Linked DNA regions of Homo sapiens: region 1 is linked to region 2. A link is a contact called in ENCODE Hi-C or POLR2A ChIA-PET data. All regions are on one chromosome and are shown on one strand. Each heading gives the region's core, a stretch centred on a gene start or an enhancer-like site at or near the end of the contact. The rest is flanking DNA. Distances are from core to core; before and after follow the strand shown.

What was found. A loop is a pair of places that touch in the nucleus more often than their neighbours do. ChIA-PET counts read pairs that join two places held with the same protein, here RNA polymerase II (POLR2A). Pooled maps may share reads with other maps.
Region 1: a loop to region 2 is called in a map of PC-9, with 11 times the contacts of the local background. The contact joins the enhancer-like site here to the promoter of SLC25A43 in region 2. A Hi-C loop is called at or near these places in 1 of 168 maps with a recorded cell type or tissue (PC-9) and 1 of 50 pooled maps. POLR2A ChIA-PET finds 5 or more read pairs at or near these places in 2 of 52 experiments (HEK293 and activated CD4-positive, alpha-beta T cell).

Annotation. Positions count from the first base shown.
Region 1 is chrX:119,324,073-119,326,907 of GRCh38, forward strand. LINC03098 (long intergenic non-protein coding RNA 3098) reads left to right here. Exons shown (of 4, transcript NR_110396.1): 2 at 833-951; 3 at 2,110-2,245. Among named protein-coding and RNA genes, the nearest start is that of LINC03098, 34 kb to the left of the region's middle. Within about 2 kb of position 1,504, at least 2 of the 41 ENCODE cell types and tissues checked have a DNase peak (open chromatin) inside an H3K27ac peak, as active enhancers do; they include PC-9, where a contact is called at or near this core.
Region 2 is chrX:119,397,758-119,400,700 of GRCh38, forward strand. It overlaps SLC25A43 (solute carrier family 25 member 43), which reads left to right and starts at 1,579. Exons shown (of 5, transcript NM_145305.3): 1 at 1,579-1,921. The coding sequence starts at 1,647. RefSeq lists a silencer at 1,443-2,102.

The DNA of each region.
Region 1 (2,835 bases), core at 254-2,753, 74 kb before region 2:
AACTAATAACATTTACAAAATTATAATTTTGTAAGTGATGTTTATTGGCTTTCAGAATCAACCTATAGAAAAAGTATGAAAGACAAATATAGTTATAGAATGGAATGTAAATATGAAAATGGTTTAAACTTTAACAATGTTAAAGTACTCAAATAACCAGGAGGAGTGGGGAGTAATTTCTTCATTTGACACAGTAAGCCTCAAGAAGTAAGTGTAAATGGAAGCTTAAGTACATTATGCAAAGTGTTAATGGTAAACAATTGAGGAGCTAACAAAAAAGAGGAAAGTCAATACTGCTTAAAGGAAATAAATCAAGATTTCAAAGTAAAAGCATCTTATTAAGAATTATGGAAATAACCAACAGAAAAAAAAATCCCAGAAATGGTCAAAAGAAGCTCAAAGGTATCAAATGATACTCTGATTAGTAAGACTGAGGGTAAGAGCAGGAAGAATCTTTGTACTTTTAATTTTGTAACCTCCCACATAGCTATTCCATTCAGTCATTCATTCCTTCAGCAAATACTTATAGAACATTATTATTGTACCAGGCATGATTCGAAGCACAGGGATACAGGATAGACAAGGCGGAGAATATTCCTGCCCTCAAGGAACTCATATTCTAGTGGGCAAAGGTATACAATAGACAAGTAAATTGTTTCCCCAAAAAGATAGGTACAAATATTAAGTGCAATGAAAATTATAAAACAAAATAAAGTGATAATAACTTGAGTGATCAGGGAAGGCCTCTCTGAAGAAGTAAAATTTGAGCTAAAATACTTTTTTATATGAGAAACGTATAGGATTTCTTTTCTTTTTTTTTTTTTTGAGACAGAGTTTCACTCTTGTTGCCCAGGCTACAGTGCAATGGCACGGTCTTCGCTCACCACAACCTCCGCCTCCTGGGTTCAAGCGATTCTCCTGCCTCAGCCTCCCGAGTAGCTGGGATTACAGGTATGCACCACCACACCTGGCTGATTTTTTTTGTATTTTTAGTAGAGACGGGGTTTCATAATCCCTTTCTTCCAAGGAGGCTCCCTGGCCCCTATGCAAATTTACATACTTCCTCCCCAGCAACCAGCTCAACAAACCAAGGAATTTGCGGAGAGGCAGTCTTTGTCAAACCACAAAAGATCTTGTTACACCCTTAGCCCAAAGCAATAATTACCTACCTGCCTCAGATTTACCCAGAGAGCATTTCCAAGTGATTGTTCCCAGCACAAGGAAGACATGCTGCAAAGTGACTTGTTGGAAAATGTTCAAGTACCACTTTCTTTCCCTATGATTCCCTAACCCGTGTCCAGCAGCACCAGGAAGAGATCCAGGCTCATCTCAAGGTGGGGTCTCCAGAGAAGCATAGTGAAGGGAGACCCACTACATAGGCAGAACTGCCTGTTCATACCTGACAGCAAAGCCCTATATGTAGGTCCTAAGTCTGTGCTACGATGCTATTGTAGCTCGTTACCAATGCTCTTTTGAAACACACAGCATGAAGCACCTTGACTTACTCAACATCCTGTACTACACTGAGGCATGTTTTTGGCCACAGGAAAACAAAAAAGGCTAAAGAAGCTCAACAGAGCTACCCCATCCTCCCTCAATCACCAAGCATTCCTAGGAGACGTTCCTTACATTCCTCACCAACTCTCTGCCAACTGTGGTCATAGCATAATAATCATTGAAGTCAACACCTTCATGAGAACAACCCACTTTCTCTCTTCAGCTGGACCACTTTCTGCCCCAGTTATCTCTACCTTATTCTTCAGAGACATAATTGTTCCACCTCTAAGACAGCCTACCCTGTAACATCTGACTGGGGAGCCCAATTTGTGCAAAGTTTCTATAGAGCACACTTCTGATCCACCATGTCCAAATCCACTTGTCCATTGCCCACAACAATCAAACTGAACAACAGCCAGATAGATTTTGGAGGAGACTTCTGGTTGTCATTCACCTTCAACAAATAAGATAACTGGGACACACACCTCCCAAATGCTAAATTTGCTTACCATACTCTGCACCCATCTATTAGAGGACCCTTTTTCATAGTCATTGCAGCTTTCTTTCTCATACCAACCAGCTGCATCACCATCTTTTGCTTTCGGTCAACAGATGTCAATTATCTATTATGCACCAGACACTGTACTGGATGTGAGGGTCATGGCTGCCCATAGGCCATGAGGTGACTGCGTGCAAATTTGAAAAAGGCTCTCCAGATGCACACCTCTGCACCAGGTTGCATGAATTGGTGAGTACAGCGAAGGCTGGATTTCAATCCTTACTGATCCTCTCAACCAGATTCCCTTGTACAGTGAACAATTGTACCCAGCAGGCATATGGGGATTGAACAATAAGAGTCTTGTGGCTAACTGGAAGCATTCTAGATTCCCCCAGGAAGGCCAAAGGGACATCTGCATTTTCCAAATATTTCATCAAGTTCTCCTACTACAGTGTCTGCTCCACCTGCTGCTATTACATACCCAAGGACCACTCCCAGGGCCCAGTTACATATCTGGAGATTATGAACCCTGTCACCTTTGCCTCCAGCTTCCCCTTTTTCATGTATACCCACCTCATCTTTCACCATTCCTCACTAGACTCAGCTGGCCTCAACTCCACCCAGCACCTCACTGTGTACTTTATACCCATAGGATCCAATGTTGCACAATAAGAAACCCAAAAGACACAATACGGGAAATTTTGGAGCAAGACACTACCTCCAGTACTGATCTTACCTCACCCCATTTAGCAGGGAGGAAGTGAAAGGCAGGAGGGGACATGTCCAATCCTGCTCTTTCTTAGGCTGATCAAGTCACCCCCAAATAGATGGCCAACCTC
Region 2 (2,943 bases), core at 329-2,828:
CACGAACTTCCTGAAAGAGCTTTAGAATCTTGTCCCGTTATCCAACAAAGGGCTTTAGGAAGTACCAGTACCCGAAGGTTTCCTTATTGTAATCCCCAAATTCCAATTCAAGCCCTTTTAAAGTCGGGGTCCTCCGGTCTTCAGAGTCATACATCTTTCTCAAGCTTCCCCCAGCCATCAAATTAGCTTACAACAAGACAGAAGAATTCACAAAACATGAAAATAAGCATTCCCCAATTGTTGAGAGCAGAGTATGGCTTCTGCAACTAGAACAAGTTCTCACAGTCAAAACCTTGTAATGTCATACTCAAGTGAGATTGACAGTGAAAAATAAAAAAGGAGAAACCCTGCAATGCCTTTTAGAAAACGTTCCTATAGCATTGTGTGTTAGTAAATGTAAATAACTATACAAGCCTAAAAACAACTATGTACCCGGAACATCTTGCTCACACCAACAGACTGCTGACAGTTCCTTTCCTTGTAATTATTAGTGACATGGCTTTTTTAGAAAAAAAAGAGACAGAAAGAAATTCTGAAATTCTGAAATTTTTGAACTGATTAAAGAATCCTCGGATTCTGGCCAAGCCTCTCTTAGCCATTCTTTGCCTCTATTGTTCTCTTAGCTTACAGAACCACTGAAAATGTCCCTACTGGAGTTAACTCTGCAGTCCTAGTAGACATATAGTGTAGCCGTTAGTGGAAACTGACATAAACCGCCCTAGATTTCAAACCGGTCTCTGCTTTGTAGGTAGCTGTGTGAGCCTGAGCAAGTCCTCTCTGTGTCTTGGTTTCCTCTCCTGTAAATGAATACCTAATCAGAACTAACACATATAAACTGCTTACCCATACCAGTCATTGTTCATTAATCCTTACAACAACCCCTAGGAGGAAAAAATTATAATCTCTGTTTTATAAAGCAACTGACACACAGAGAGGTTGAGTGACTTCCCCAAGGTCCCACAGCTGGTAAGCTGCAGAGCCAAGAATCTTACACAGGTTCAAGAGTCCAGATTCAAGTCCCCACACCCACACAGCCTCTGTCAATGAGGACATACGTACTTAGGGCCGTTTTGAGGATTACATGAGAACGTCTGTAAAGCCCAGTACTTGACAAGTGCCTGAGAGATAGCAACTGTGGTTGTTAGAATTTTTTACCTTCTGCACTGGGAAACCATCAAGGCTTTTTGGTTAGGCAGGAAAAAAAAATGGGTTGGAGGCAAGAGGAGGAGGAGGGAAGCGCCAGGGGAGGAAGACAGAGAAGTGGCACGTGAAAGGGAGAAAAGGGGCAAACCAGAGGAGAGGCAGGGAGGGGCGGCGGGGGCGCACTGAACATTTAGGAAGCAAGATGTCTAGCAGGCTGGGCCTTGAGAGAACAGTAACTGTTTCGCAACTGAAAGTCGCTACTCGAGCCTTGCCAACTGGGGAGACTATGCCCATGATATCCGCGGCCTCGGACCCCGGACCCTCCAGGCCCTCGCGCCCCACCCCCGACCAGCCTCGGGCCAGGCTAGGGCGTAGACGGGGCTTCCCGTCCCTCACGCGGGCCCGCCCCATGCCGGGCGGGGCCTGGGGCCCGCCACCTCCGCCCGTGGCCGGAGAGCCCCAGGCCCGAGCCACGCGGTCTTCCGGGCCCGGGTCGGGGCTCGATGGCTACGTGGAGGCGGGACGGCCGACTGACAGGCGGCCAAAGGCTGCTGTGCGCTGGGCTGGCGGGGACGCTCAGCCTCAGCCTCACCGCGCCCCTGGAGCTCGCCACCGTGCTGGCCCAGGTTGGCGTCGTGCGAGGCCACGCCCGGGGACCGTGGGCCACAGGGCACCGGGTGTGGCGGGCAGAGGGGCTCCGGGCCCTGTGGAAGGGGAACGCGGTGGCGTGCCTGCGCCTCTTCCCCTGCAGCGCCGTGCAGCTCGCCGCCTACCGCAAGTAAGAGCCGGGCGGGGCCGGGGAACCGGGAGACCGGACGGGGGTGGGGTGGGGGAGCCGCGGCCCGACGCCGCCCTGCTGCCTGGACTCGGGGCCCTGGAGTAGGGACGGCCCCCTTGTCGATCACCTGGGGACCCCTCGGGGCGGTGGGCCACCTCTATGGCCCCCAGAGTGCAGCCCCAATGCTTTTCACGTTCTCTTGGGGTTACCGCCCTGCAAGATGCAGTTTTGTGGTCCGCAGCCCTGGTCCGAGAGGCTTTCCGGATTGGACCGGGCGAGGAGGTGGAATGCAGCAAAGGATTTGGAGGAAAGGAATGAAAAGCTCTCCAGAGAGATGAGTCCTAACCATTTCCACCGTCCTCCAATTTGGAAACTTTTGCTTAGGCTGGCTTAGGAAGAGAGAGACCCTTTTAAAGGTGTTTTTGTCTGTGTGACCCAAGCCCCGAGAAGAAAGTGCTTGGTGTGGGGAAAGGACCCGATCCATCGATACGAAAAGGCCGCAGATTTTTGCCCACACATCTCCCCAACTTAAATGAAGCTTGACTTCAGGCTCCGACAGAGGCTGCAGCTTCCCCTCCCCAAGCTGAGAACGGCCCCCTCAGCCTACCGCTTCACCCCACTGGCCTCATTTATTTGGGCCTTTTCCACCTTCTCCCACATCAACAGCTGCTCCTTAGGAAAAGATCTAAAGGTGTAAATGCAGCCTTAAAGCTTCCACCGAGCTCAGAGGTACCTGCATTTGAACTGGAAACCAAGCCTGAAAGAATGAATTGGTAGTGATGGCATTTCAGGAAGCAGAGATGTTTCTGTATTGGGGGGACGGTCCCTGTGTTCCTCATTCAGTGGGCACAGTGGCATCTTTGATATCGCCTTGGCTCTGAATTAGACAAACAGCCCACATTTGGGAGAGTCGGTCTTGACCGCATAGTTTAGTCTTGGCGGCTAATAGTCAAAGGATTTTGCCTTGACACTGTCACTCACCTGGGAGGCCAGAGGTGGAAGGCTCACCTGGCAGCCGACAA